Linked DNA regions of Homo sapiens: region 2 is linked to region 1. A link is a contact called in ENCODE Hi-C data. All regions are on one chromosome and are shown on one strand. The core of a region is the stretch at or near the end of the contact, and the rest is flanking DNA. Distances in the headings are between cores, read along the strand shown.

Evidence for each region. A loop is a pair of places that touch in the nucleus more often than their neighbours do. Pooled maps may share reads with other maps.
Region 2: a loop to region 1 is called in a pooled map, with 4 times the contacts of the local background. The contact joins two enhancer-like sites. A Hi-C loop is called at or near these places in 1 of 168 maps with a recorded cell type or tissue (vagina), 2 of 37 single-sample maps with no recorded cell type and 2 of 50 pooled maps.

What each region holds. Positions count from the first base shown.
Region 1 is chr21:29,229,845-29,236,985 of GRCh38, forward strand. All of the region lies in intron 1 of LINC00189 (long intergenic non-protein coding RNA 189), which reads left to right. Among named protein-coding and RNA genes, the nearest start is that of LINC00189, 40 kb to the left of the region's middle. RefSeq lists enhancers at 3,683-3,862, 4,293-4,392, 6,068-6,147. Within about 2 kb of position 3,492, at least 6 of the 41 ENCODE cell types and tissues checked have a DNase peak (open chromatin) inside an H3K27ac peak, as active enhancers do.
Region 2 is chr21:29,636,523-29,643,559 of GRCh38, forward strand. GRIK1 (glutamate ionotropic receptor kainate type subunit 1) reads right to left here. Exons shown (of 18, transcript NM_001330994.2): 7 at 6,304-6,447. Among named protein-coding and RNA genes, the nearest start is that of GRIK1-AS3, 17 kb to the right of the region's middle. RefSeq lists an enhancer at 3,310-3,389. Within about 2 kb of position 3,674, at least 4 of the 41 ENCODE cell types and tissues checked have a DNase peak (open chromatin) inside an H3K27ac peak, as active enhancers do.

The DNA of each region.
Region 1 (7,141 bases), core at 2,242-4,741:
TTATTATAGATTGTCTTATTCTGTCCCAAGGGAAGTATTCTAATTGATGTTATAGGGAGGCAGGTTTAAACTCAGTATTAAGAAGAGCTTTCTATAATTAATAAAAGACAATGATATGGACTTGTATTAGTTTGTTGTCACACAGCTATAAAGAGCTACCCGAGACTGGGTAATTTATAAAGAAAGGAGTTTTAATTGACTTACAGTTCCACATAGCTGGGGAGGCCTCAGGAAACTTATAATCATGGCAGAAGGTAAAGGAGAAGCAAGCACCTCCTTCACAAGGCAGCAGGAGAGAGAGAGAACAAGGTGGGAAGTGCCACACTTTAAACCATCAGATCTCGTGAGAACTCACTGTCATGAAAATAGCAGAGGGAAACCCGCCCCCATGATCCAAACACTTCTCACCAGGTTCCTCCCCTGACATGTAGGGATTATAATTTCAGATGAGATTTGGGGACGGGAGCACAGAGCCAAACCATATCAGGACTATTGCATGACCATCTATTAGGCACGTTGTAGGGAAAATTTCTATCTATATATTTGGTGTAGTGATTTAGCTTGGATTGTCTTTCCAACTCAAAGACTACATTGGGTAGTAAGAGCTAGTCTAATTTTTTTAAAAAATAATAAATATCTGGGCTATATGCACTTTTTTCATTATCAACAAAACTACTAAAATATCTTTTCACAGATTAAGCCTAACAATGGGGTTTCTAATTCTTTCTTACTATATTACAGTTTTGTTTTTTACAGTTTGTTAGAGATCACTAGACAGTTACTAATATCCATTATTTTGTCAACATGTAGCTATCTCTGTTGGTTTTTAAAATGCTTGAATATTTTCTGAATTTAAGAAGTGATTTTACAGTATTTGCTGTATTTACAGTATTTGCTGATTCAGATCATTATGATTATTTATAAAGCCAATCATATGTTTCTGTTTCTGTGTATTTTACAATTTTTTTCAATATGTAAGTGAGGACTGAGAATTAAGAAGTTTTTTGGAAAATGCTAGTTTTTATTAGATGGTGCCCAGAATATCTCAATAATGAAAAGTTGAGTATGTTGGAGTTAAACCAATTGCCTGCCCTCAATGCAGTGCTTATTTCAGTTTGCTGACAGCACTAGTCAGCAGTTTGCTGTTCTGAGTGTTTACTACCACATCCCTGACATATTCTACCCTGGAATCCCAGGACTCTGTGTTTTCTGGTTACGCTCGGCCTCTCTGGCTTCTTCACAGCTGCCGCTCCCTCATTCTCATCTTAACTGTGGCCACACCCAAAGGAAGGATTTGTAATTCTCTTCTTTGCAATTTTCTGCTTAGAGGTCTCCTCTGCTTCCATGCCTTAAATGGAGAAGCCCCAGTTCTTCACCCATGGCCCTGCCATGAATCTCCCAGCTCTGTGTGAAGGCTCTCCATTGAAATTAACAGGTCTAACATCCACCTCATCACGTTTCTCTTCACAAGAAGACTTTGGGATCTTCTCTGTTTCTGCCAGTGATTCAACCTTTCTCTCAGTCACTAAAGCTCAGATATATTGTAACCACCCAGTGGGTTCACCTTGCCTGCTGCCTAGACAGAATCTATCAAGACAGGGGAATTGCAATAGAGAAAGAATAATTTACACGGAGCCGGCTGTGTGGGGGACCAGAGTTTCATTATTACTCAAATCAGTCTTCCTGAGCATTTGGGGATCACAGGTCTTTTTTTTTTTTTTTGAGATGGAGTCTCATTCTGTTGCCAGGCTGGAGTGCAGTGGCGCGATCTCAGCTCACTGCAACCTCTGCCTCCCAGGTTCAAGTGATTCTCCTGCCTCAGCCTCTCGAGTAGCTGGGACCACAGGTGCCTGCCACCATGCCCAGCTAATTTTTGTATTTCTAGTAGAGACGGGGTTTCACATGTTATCCAGGATGGTCTCGATCTCTTGACCTTGTGATCTGCCTGTCTCAGCCTCCCAAAGTGCTTGGATTACAGGCGTGAGCCACTGGGCCTGGCCCAGGGTGTTTAAGGATAACTTGGTGGGTGGGGGAAGACCAGTGAATTGAGAGTGCTGCTTGGTTGGGTCAGAGATGAAATCATGGCAAGTTGAAGCTGTCCTCTTGTGCTGAGTCAATTCCTGGGTGGGGGCCACAAGATCAGGTGAGCCAGTTTATCAGTCTGGGTGGTGCCAGCTGATCCATCAAAATATCTGCAAAATATTTCAAGCACTAATCTTATGAGCAGTTTAGGGAGGGTCAGAATCCTGTAGCCTCCAGCTGCGTAAGTCCTAAAACATAATTTCAAATCTTGTGGCTAATTGGTCCTATAAAGGCAGTCTAGTCCCCAGGCAAGAAGGAGGCTTGTTTTGGGAAAGGGCTGTTATGGTCTTTGTTGTAAACTATAAATTCCTCCCAAAGTTAGCTCGGTCTATGCCCAGGAAGGGACAAGGACAGCTTAAAGGTTAGAAGGAAGATGGAGTTGGTTAGGTCAGATCTCTTTCACTGTCTCAGTCATAATTTTGCAAAGGCAGTTTCAATATCACAGTTCCTCTCCTCCCTGCTTAGGGAGACAGTGTCCCATAATTGTTAAGAGCACACCCTCTGACTCAAGCCATCTAGGTTCAAATCCTAGCCCTTCCCTTCTCCAGTTGCCGAACTCGAACAAGTATTGTAGCCTCTTCAAGCCCCATTTTTCATATCTGTAAAGCGGAGATCGTAACAAACTGTACATGTCGATGATGTCCACAGAGTTGGATCAAGGGTTACGAATCTGACAGCCCAAACCTCCAGACTGGCTGTGCTATTATTTCAGTTATTCTGACATGGCTCTGATGCAATGTGGACGTCAACAAAGCATTAAAAGTGAGAGACAGATTAGTAAGCAACTCCCTAAGGGTGGATTTTTAAATATGCACTAAAATTGTGGAGAAGTTAATATACTATATTAGTTCACTAGGGCTGCCATAAAAAAGTGCCAGAAGGACGCTAGGTGACTCAGAAAACAAAAATTTGTTTTCTCACAGTTCTGGAAGCTGTGAATCTAAGATCAATGTGTCAGCAGGTTGACTTCTGAGGCCCCTCTCCCTGGCTTGTAGATCTGTGACTTCAGATTGTCTTCCTTCTGTGTGTCTGTGTCCTAATCTTATAAGGACACCAGTCAGATTACATTAGGACCCATGCCAATAACCTCATTTTACCTTAATTACCTCTTTAAAGCCTTTATGTCTGTTAAAGCAAACTATAGCCTGAGAAGGACTCCCTACTTCTATATTTGAGTCCTTGCGGATGAACCGTAACCTAACTTAATAGGCAGATAAAATTGAAAACCTAACTTAGTAGTATGCACCTGTAACAATAGCTAAATCCTAGCCAATCCCAGCAGCCATATTTCAACCATTCATACACTGCTTAGTGCTCAAACTGTGTTCAAATAAGGCAAACGCCAACCTCTAACCAATCCAGCCGTTCTGTACCTCACTTCCAATTTCTGAACGTCATTTCTCTTTTTTTTTTTGGTCTATAAATCTTCCACCACATGGCTGCGCTGGAGTCTTTGTGAATCTGCTGTGATTCTGGGGGCTGTCTGATTTGTGAAACGTTCATTGCTCAATTAAACTCCTTTAAATTTAAACCGACTGAAGTTTTTCTTTTATCATGTCCCAAAACAGGAACATTCTGAGGTACTAGAGGTTTGGAGTTCAACATATACATTTGGCGGAGGTTGCAGGAAGACAATTCAGCCCATAGCATGTACCTACCTAAGGTCTTAACTGGTAAACAAACAAACAAAAAACCAACCTAGTTATAGTTTTAAATTTGTTTCTATTTTATTTCCCATGAGGTAATCTAAAAGAACCTGGGGAATCCAGGTGCTTTTCAAAGCAGTACTTGTATGGTGTTTCATCATTACCTCTCAGCGGGAGGGAAATGAAACTCAGACGGGCCCATTTGGTTTCTATGATACCAGCTTTCCTCACCTTTCTTGGGGAGAGTGATTTTGAAACTATGGGCTACAAAAGACTTTTGGATTATGTGTGAGCTATGCTCTCTCTCTGGGACTCCTACTATGCTTTGTGATTGTGAAAATAAGTGATTCAAAATCTAAGCTGTTGGAACTCTAAATTATTTTGAGCCATAAGGAAATGTGAATTATGGGGCCTGAGTCACAAGACAGGCAGCTGTAAACTAGGCAGCTGTGAACTTTTTGTAATATTTTTGATTGTCTGAATTGTCTTTTCCCTTACCTACATTATTTTGTAAAATGTTGTGAATGGTTGTAGGACGTGCGACAGGTGTAGCTCACCTGCTTGGTCGCCCCAAAGCTCAAAGGAGGAGCATGCAGACAGGCAGGTGCAGAGGCCAGTACAAGCACTTTTGGGCTCCTGTCCCACGGCAGAGTCTAGGGGTGGGTCTCTGTGTCACTCGAAGCCCATGTAGGCATGTATTACAAAGCTCTTTCAGATTTGTTGTCTGCAGACGGCTTGTGTGTTAATCAGCTTAACGGACCCTCTGCCTTATTGTGAGGGCAGGGGGCCAGCGTGACAACTTTCTTTATCCCAAGCTCTTGTCCAGTGTCCTGAAAGAATCAGATCACACATGGGCTTGAAGGATGAGTGCAAGGTTTCATTGAGTGGTGGAGGTGGCTCTCAGTGAGATGGATGGGGAGGCAGAAGTGGGGATGGAGTGGGAAGGTGGTCTTTCCCTGGAGTCGGGCATCCAGCGGCCCAACTCTTCTCCAGCCACCCCTGGCCAAGCTCCCCTATGAGTCCAGACATCCTTCCTTTTCTCTCTTTCTCTGCTGCATTGTTCCACTGTCACTGGTCTGCTGGTTCACTGGTCCACTGGTCTGCTGGTCTTGATGTCCAGCTTCTTGTGTATGTGCCCGCTAAGGTCTTGGGTTTGTATGGGGGCAGGATGGGGGGTGCATGGCAGGCCAAAAGGCAAATTTTGGCCATGAAAACAGAAATGCCTGTCCTCCTTTAGGGCTGCCGGTCTTCAGGCTTGAGGGTGGGCCGTTTGTTGGGGAACCGCCCCCTTCTACCCAGTATTTCCCTGTTTCCTGTCCATATCAGTGAAGGATGCCAGAGGAGACCCCTTCCCTCTTACTATTGACTTTCATTATAGATTAACCTCTTTCTTCTCACACAAAAACTTTATGGCCATCTCAATGCCTCAAGATGGAATGTTAAGCACACTCTTTTAAAATCAAAAGGAAATGAAAAGGAGCGATAAAGAAAAGAAAACAAGCTGCATGGAAAAGAAAAGAAAAGAAACTGATTAATTTGTTGTAACTCATAAACTGGCCCTGTATTGAAAATGTTGTAATCTTGTTAAATTTCTTTGCTTTTTCCTATATAAAAGAGAATTTAGCTTTTAACTTCAGAGCACTACCCCCATTTCTCTGGGACAGAGCATCCAGAAATGGCCATTCCCAGCTTTTTGCTTGAATAAACTCTCTAAAATTGGAATCTGACCCTTTAGATTATTTCAGGTTGACATGATGAGGAGTTGGCTATAAAGTCACTGCTCTGGCAAAGACTGAATTTCTCTCCTAGTATCAATCCAACACCACTGTTGCCCTGATACATACTGCATTACTGTGGAAGGTTTAAAATCAATCTACTTAGTATTTTCCCTTTTGTAGAAGTGGATTTTAATTATTTCAAGGATCAGGTTTATGGTGTGGGGTGGGGGCTCCAGGGATGTGGGGAGGGTAGCATCACAAGGAATTTTCCTCCAAAATGAGTGTAAGCTCAAGTCCTCTCTTGTGTCTGCTTTGCCTTACTTTGCAGGGAAAGAACCCAAGTTGCATGCAACTTCCCATCTAACTTCTCATTCTCTCTTAATTTTCAAACTTGTTTTCATCCCTATTAATAGCCAGGTCATAGAATCATTTTCAGAAACATTTCAGGTGCTTCAGGATTTTTGAAACCCTTTAGTTCGCATGGTTTGAGTGTGTCACAGGTTAGTAAACCCTCAAAGCTATGCTGTCATGGTTATTGTGTGGTTTATGCCGAGAGAAACTGGTCATAGTCTGCCCCAAGTAGCAATTAATGGGGACCCTGAGGGGCAGTCGGGAGAAGTGACTAAATCAATCCAGCAAGCTCTAGAGAAGCATTTCCTCTTGAGAAGTTCACTATTTTGTGAAAATCAAACGCAACCAAATGCCAGGGGAAAGAACATCTCCCACTGGAGCTTGACAATATTTGTAGAATTAAGTGAAGTTGTGTTTCTGGTGGTTGAAAGTGTCTGTTTGTGATCTCATGTATTCTATTTTGCTGAATAGGTACTTAGGATCTGATTTGGGAGGAAATGAAAGCATGACCACTGGCAAGAGTCAGAAAGAGCTACAGGCATTGGCATTTTCTGTCTATTTCTAAGATCTTTTTGTCAATCCGGTGTTTGGAAACAACTTTCAGTCTACCTGCAGGCATTTTAAATGAGTCCTTTACCTTGTTTCTCATAGGAAAACTTCATTTAGCTGCATCCACTCCAGGCAAGTTCTTTGTTTTCACTACTTGTCAGTGTTTTTTCTTAATCACTTCCCTCATCTTCCTTCCTCTCTGAGCCCCTCCTTTTCAACCTCCTCCAGTTCCCTACCCCCAGCCCCTAATGGAGTGTGATGTATTATACTTACGCTTTATGAAATTCTCATTAGGGAGGATCCTGTCCATTGACAATAATGGTTGACTTGCAGAATTCTCAAATATGAAGTTTCAATGGTTTGTACATCACATATTGATTTTCTTTCCTTCCACATGTGGATAATATCCACACAACAGTATCTCACACCCCTATTCTTTGTGAAAACATTATGTGGAAAAGTCGATGTCTTGGGTGGATCAATTGTCAATAACAACAGTGTTTCGGATACATAAGCCCTTCCTGTTGTAGTCACACCTTCTCTCTGACTTTAGGGGCTCCTACAAGGTCCTTGTATTTATTTCAGAATAGGCTAGTGTAGAGACTTAAGGAAGAGCTCTCGGCATCAGTCAGGAATTCATCGGTCAGGCCCTGAGCCCTGCCTCTGCCATGCTGTCATTGACTTTGGCCTTAGGTGGGTCATTTTGCATCTCTGGGCCCAGTTTCCCCACCCTTAAAAGAAGAAGACTGGCCTGTCAGGAGTTCTAGCATCCTTGTGATAGGTCATCCTTGTTGG
Region 2 (7,037 bases), core at 2,424-4,923, 410 kb after region 1:
GATGGAGAATTTGTTGATATGGAGGTAGCAGCAGAATCACCAAGTGGAAATTTCCAGAAGGGAGGTGACTGGATGAATTTAAACTTAGGGGAAAAGTTAGGGTTGTACTCAAATAAACACTTGCATATTTCTCTTGAATAAATCTGTTTCCCTTTCAGCTCTTTATGAATGGTGATCACTTCTAAACCAAGACATCTGCAATTCTGTCCACATTAATCTTTGTTGGTTTACCTGCTTCAATCATACCTATACATAGCTACCAAGATAAACTATCTGAAACTTCGTTTTGTCTCTGCCTCAAAAACAGTGGCTTTTTTTTTATATCAATTATCAGTCAAATTTGAATTTTAGCAGACAACTTCCAATTGTCTTTCCACATTTACTTAAACATATTTTTCACTGCTTCCACATAGGATCACTCCATCTGGGCCCAACAGGATTCCTTATGCTTCATTTATACATTTGCCATTCATTATACTGGAATGCCCTTTCAACCAAATTCTACTCTAAAACTCAATTCAGGCACCTTGAATGTGGGTTTTAGGGAAGCCAGGGTGTCTTTAAGGCCACTGAGATTATAGACAAATGTGTTTGCATTTTGGGGGACAATGGATTTATGTTTAAATCAGTTTTAATAGAAGCACTGTGACCCAGAAAATAACTAAGGACAACTGATGTAACGTAAGATCTCTGATTCCCGGTTCTGTACTCTGTTCACTGTTCTTCCCAGCACCCCTGATTAGAAACCTTCTTCTTTCCAGATGCTTCAGTGCTTGCTGCTACCACAGCTGCTCCACTGATTGTCCTATATCCAGCTGGAACCTAATCTGGACACAGCGTAATTCTTGGCTTCCTCGGCCCCTACATTCAGCTACCATTTCCCAGACTGACCTGAGAAGCAGCTTGCTATGGTATTCTGGTAGCTCATGCTGTAGTTCAAATGTTTGTTTACCCCTAAAATTCATGTGCTGAAATTCTAACCCTCAAGACAATGGTAATAGGAGGTGGGGGCTTTGGGAGGTGAATGGATGGCACTAGTGCCCTTATAAAAGAGGCCCTTGAGAGATTCCTTGCCCCTTTCACCATGTGAGGACAAAGTGCAAGACAGCTGTCTATGAACTAGGAAGCCAGCCTTCACCAGACAACGGATTCTGCTAGCACCTTGATAGTGGACTTCCCAGCCTGCAGAACTATGACTAGTAAGTTTCTGCTGTTATTTGACACCTGGTTTATGGTATTTTGTCACAGCAGCCCAAACGAACCAAGAAACTCAGCCTTGGTTGAGGTGAATTTTTGCCTAATGTCTTTTCACCTTTCTTGAACAATCATGTGTGTGGTCTATGATTGAAAGTCCTCATTTCCTGGCTTCGTTGCAGTTGGCCTACTGCATGCTGCATGCCTGTCTCCATGGAACTTTCGGTTTTCCACCACTAGGTACTGTCTTCCATTTTGCAAACAACTGCTACTTTATCCTAGACTCCAATAATAATAATGATGACTCCAATAATAATAATGATGACACCAATAACAGTAATAAGAAACATGCAGTGCTTATAATATGTTTGGCAATATACTTAATGTTTCCTAGGTGTTGCCTTATTTTTCCTGACCACTACCTTACATGGTAGACATTTTTTTTTTAAATAAAGGAAAGAGGTTTAATTGACTCACTCACAGTTCTGCATGGCTGGGGAGGCCTCAGGAAACTTACAATCATGGCGGAAGGGGAAGTAGGTATGTCTTACATGGCAGCAGGAGAGAGAGGAGAAAGCGAAAGGGGAAGAGCCCCTTCTAAAACCGTCAGATCTCTTGAGAACTCAGTCACTATCACAAGAACAGCATGGGGGAAACGCCCCCATGATCCAATCACCTCCCTCCTTCAACACTTGGAGATTATGGGTACCCCACTCCACACGTGAGGATATGAATTCGAGATGAGATTTGAGTGGGGACACAAAGCCAAACCATATCAGTTGTACAAAGAGGTGGCAAAATAACAATTACCCGTAAAGTGCAATACAGAAACAAAAGGCTACTTTGTGATGTTAGAATATTAAAAACATAATCCTCACATAAATATGTCAAAGAAACATAAATATTTATGCATGAGAAAACAAGCAGGTAAAACTAGTTCAAAGGAGGATACAGTGGACTGAATTATACATGTACATTTTTTCTGTAAGTTCATTTCAAGAAAAGGTGTTAATCTAACTGCAATCTTACTCCAATAGACTTCCTTTTCTTGAAAATGGAAAACTGTTTTTCATTTTTTAACAGAACCTTTCATTTGATGGTAGCTATCCTTCATTAAACAATCACTACATGACAAATATTTTGCTAGGCTATACATATAAAATATGTAATCCCTACAAACTTATGGTGTGGGCATTTTATTACCCATGTTATAGAAGGAGGAACTGAGAAACAAGCTAAATGACTTGACTAAGTTCACACTGACAGCAAAGTGTGATGAAATCTCAGAATCTGTGTTCCCAGCACCAGAGTTAAATAGGTTGGTCTTTCCCTAAATCCCTGCCTCACTCTCCTATCGAAACCTATGGCCCTGGTGGACAGGTCTAGTCCAGCTCCTGACTCTGTCTTATTGAATTGTTTCTGGATATGATTTTTATGAACACAGTGTGTCCTGAAGCACTGCACATGCTTATAGATTGTGTGTGTTCTTCGGTTCCTTTGCTAATTCATTCATTAATTCATTCATCAATTCATTCACTTGTTTGGCATGTATTTATTGGGTGCTTATTCTATGTCCAGCATTGTGCAAGAACTAGGGAATTGAGACTGAAAACGCATAGCTTGGAGATAGACGTGGAAACAAACACAATAGCATACCCACAGTTGTAATGGAGGTACAAAGCCTACATCTGTGAGTCAGGGTCCTGCAGATAGGAGCTAGTGCTTGAGTTGAGACGTAAAGCATGACCCAGAGGAGCACGGCATTGCAATCAGAGTTAAAATAATTTGGTAGGAGCATATTGCATATTCAAGGGAGCCACAGTAGGTTCAGCAGGTGCTGCAGATGGAGCAGGAGATGAGAGAGCTGGCAAAGGGATCAGGAACAAGATCATGAGCCTGTATATCCTGCTGAAGAGTGTATGTTTTATCCTGAGGTATAAGAAAAAGCTTTAATGAAGCGTGTCAATCCTCTGCCATGTAGAATTTACATTACTAGGTGGCAGAAGCCACCTCTTCTACTTTTCAAGGGTGTTATCCCTTAAGATGCCAAGTTAATATTACTTATGTAGTGGAGTTCCAGTAATGCTTGTTGAGTGGGAATGTATAATCTCCTAGCATGCATTTGTTTAGCAAATGCTCGGAGAGCTAACATAGTAACATACTCTATCATGTTTCATATGTTCTTTAACTCTTCCCCTTTATCTAGTCAGCCCCATACACTGAAAGGCAGTGAGCTGGAAACATGTGTCTGAAAAGCTTACTGATTCCCAACAGTGTGTGGAGTTATCAGAAATTACCGCACATGCAACAACCTCTGCTCAGGAAGTTTACCTCCTGTGATGAATTTGGTCTTCACCCCATAAATTCAATCTGCTGACTTGCTTCTTTTCATTTTTTTTTTTCTGACTCTAGTTTTGGAACTTCTTTACAAAGTGAGAATAACTTAAAAAAAAAAAAGAAGCAGCGGGGGAAATTTGGGGACCAAGTTCCTTATTTCATGTTTCCTAATGAAACCTGATACTTGCAAAATTTTGTTCAGTTATGCACTCATCTGAAAAAACACGTGCACTTTCTCTTTTGCATGTTTTAGGTTGTCTCAGAATTTCCTCAGTGCCAGTCCTCCAGCAGGCTGAGGCATTGCTTCTGGTTACCCCATTCCATCTTCTCTGTAGGTACCTACACCCTGCCAAAGGTAGCATATGACATCCTGACTCAGGAGACAAAAGAGGATGAGCACAATGTTGACAATGGTTTCTGATTCATTCCCCCCTCCCTTCCTGTAACCCCTAACTGTGGAGATTAAAAATGAGAGATTTGCTTCTTTGGAGTGAATGAATATAAAATGCCTTCTTATTTTCAGTGTGGTCCCTCATCTTGGAGCTCATTATTTCTTTAAATATGCCTAAATGTGGCTTGGTAATTTCACCTTCTTATGCGACTTAAGTACAAGTGATAAGGTGTCTTGGGGGCTCTTGAGTGTTTGATCCCAAGCTTTCATGTCACTTCTGCCTCTCCTTGAACTTCTAGGAGATAAAAGAAAACCAGCTGTTTTCTTGTTAAAGATCAAGGTAATCAGGATGGCGATTCAGGACACAACCATGATCACTGCAGGGAAAAGGAGGTGGTGTGATGTTTTTCTATTAGGCACAGTGTGTCAGAGTTATGTAGCTGTCAGAAAAGGTATTTTGTTTCATGCCTATTTGTGATGTCTTTGTTGTTGTTGTTGTTGTTGCCAGTTTGAAATTCCTGGTATCATCTTCAGTAAACTGAATGAGGCTATTCTTAGTGGTGCCTTCCAATGGCAAGAGAATAGTATTTCAGATGCTTACTAGGTTTCTGAACTATTCTTCACAAGCATTTGCCTAATTCTTTATCCTTACAGTCATGCTGTGGGGTAGATGATACTATACCCATCTTATAGATAAGAAAACTGAGAGACAAGAAGTGTAAGTAACTTGCTGATATGGTTTTGGTGTGTCCCCACCCAAATCTCATCTCGAATTGTAGCTCCCACAATTCCCATGTGTTGTGGGAGGGACCCAGTAGCAGGTAATTGAATCATGGAGGCAAGTCTTCCCATGCTGTTCTCGTGATAGCGAATAAGTCTCATGAAATCTGATGGTTTTATAAATGGGATTTTCCCTGCACAAGTTTTCTCTTGCCTGCCACCATGTAGACATGCCTTTCACTTTCCGCCATGATTGTGAGGCCTCCTCAGCCACGTGGAACTGTGAGTCCATTAAACCTCTTTTTCTTTATAAATTACCCAGTCTCAGGTATGTCTTTATCAGCAGCATGAAAATGGACCAATAGACTTGCCCAGGTTATATTGCTCATCAGTGTTAGTGGAACTAAGATTTAAACCCATGCAGTCACTGCCAGGACTAGGATAAAGTAAGAGAGGTGCTCAGGGTACAAAATTTAAGCGAGAATTTCCTCTTAATCTTGTGCAAGTATAGAATACTCACCCAAGAATGAATGTTTCCTTAAATTGCACCCTCATCCTGGGCTTGCAAGCAACCTAGATTTGTAGCCTAGGTACTTAATCCTTATACATCCCGCCTGCTTTATCCTCACCCTCATGGATCAGAGTCAGCCTTTAGTTGCATTGAACAGACTGAGAGAGGGTGTGCAGGCATGGAAGAGACCAGCAGAGACACGAGTCCAAAGCAGGTGTCTTTCCTTACTCTTAGCTGGGTATTCTCCTGTGCCCTCCCTCTTCTTTACACTATATTTCCATCCTTCTCCAGTACAGAAAGGAAAAAAATACTCTTCACTTGAGAACTAAATGTCTGTATCCCATAGAGAAATATTAGAATAGCATCTCAGAGCATTGCGCATACTCAGGCCTAGCTACTCCAAAGAGCCTTATTTCTTATCATCAAGTCCAGACACACCCTGAGGTTCGTGGTGGAATGGATGATCATGCAGTGTACATATCGATAAGGAGTCACGGGGCTTAGAACAGGGCCTTGTGACAAGGAGTCAAACTGCCTCAGAGAAAAGAAAAGGTGGAGGACAGTCCAGGATCCCAGGACATCAGTGAAGATATCTATCCCTGCAAATACCCCATACTCTCAAAAATCTTTTATGTGCTCAGTAGGTTTTGAATGGGAATAAACTTTTCCAGTTAGCTGATAAATGACAAAATAGTCACTATATAATTAAAGAGGTCCTTCCACTCAGTCCTGTACAGCCTGAGCTTTAGGAGGCCACTGGGATTGTGGACTGATAATGCTGGAACTATCTCTGGTACCCTTCAGTAATGGATCAACTCTCCCCTTGACTCAGTGGGACATGGAAGAAACACCCATATGCCCTTATGGACATGTGTGGAGAGCCAGCAGGAGCTATGGCCATGGCTGGCATGAAGGAGAGTAAGTGTTGGTATCTGGTAGCGTCACTGAACTTCTCAGCATCACAATGGAAAATTCCTGCTAGTCCTTCTGGACAAACTTTTGACACTGAAATCTGAGCAGACTGGTTGATGATGGCTTCCTCTCTCTTAGGGGCATCATGCCAGCAGAACCCTGTGGGGAGGACCATACCAAATGGGCAAGCCCAACAGTGCTCAGAAGGGCCCCTGGGCTGTGAGGGAGCATCACTTGCCTCTTTGATCAGGTTCATAAATCTGGGTCCGAGGCGCCATGGCTTATGTCTATGGCACTGCAGGGAGCTGACGGTCAGCTGGGATGCCCGGTGCGAGGCAATGGCCACCATGTACACAGCATCGTACATCAGAGCCGCTTCAGTCTGTGGAGGAAAACACACACCGCATCTTAAATTCCACTTTTGCTTACCTTCCTTTACTTGCATAATCACTCTCCCTGCTTCCATAGCTCTTATCTGTCTGATCTCAAAGGCCATTTACTCTTCAGCTAGGTAGTTTTCACTCTCCAATAGCTATTTTTCTCCAAAATAATACCTCACACTTTGGAGTAAATTGAAGTTATAACTCTGCTTCGTTTCAAGTTCTTTAAAAAAAAATAAAGCAACCCAGATCAGCCACAAAAGACTTGATTCAAGGAACAAATATTTTGCGAAGTGTCCTCCATGTTAAGCATGGTGTTAAGATCAACTACCTTGAGCTAGAAGCTACTAAAGCTCAAAGTTGCAATATCAGATTTGTTTCTCAGCATTTGTCTATATCTATTTATCTATCTACTTACTGGTTTATATTTGGTAGAAAGAAACTGCTACAATCACTAACAGGTGATTTCCAGATAAGGATACTGGTGTTGGTCACTTTCATTTAGCAGAGTTAAGAAGTTCATAGTCATGGAATGAAACTCAACGGCAAGTTTTGGGAGACCCTCTGAAGGGCAGACAAGTGCAGCTTGCTC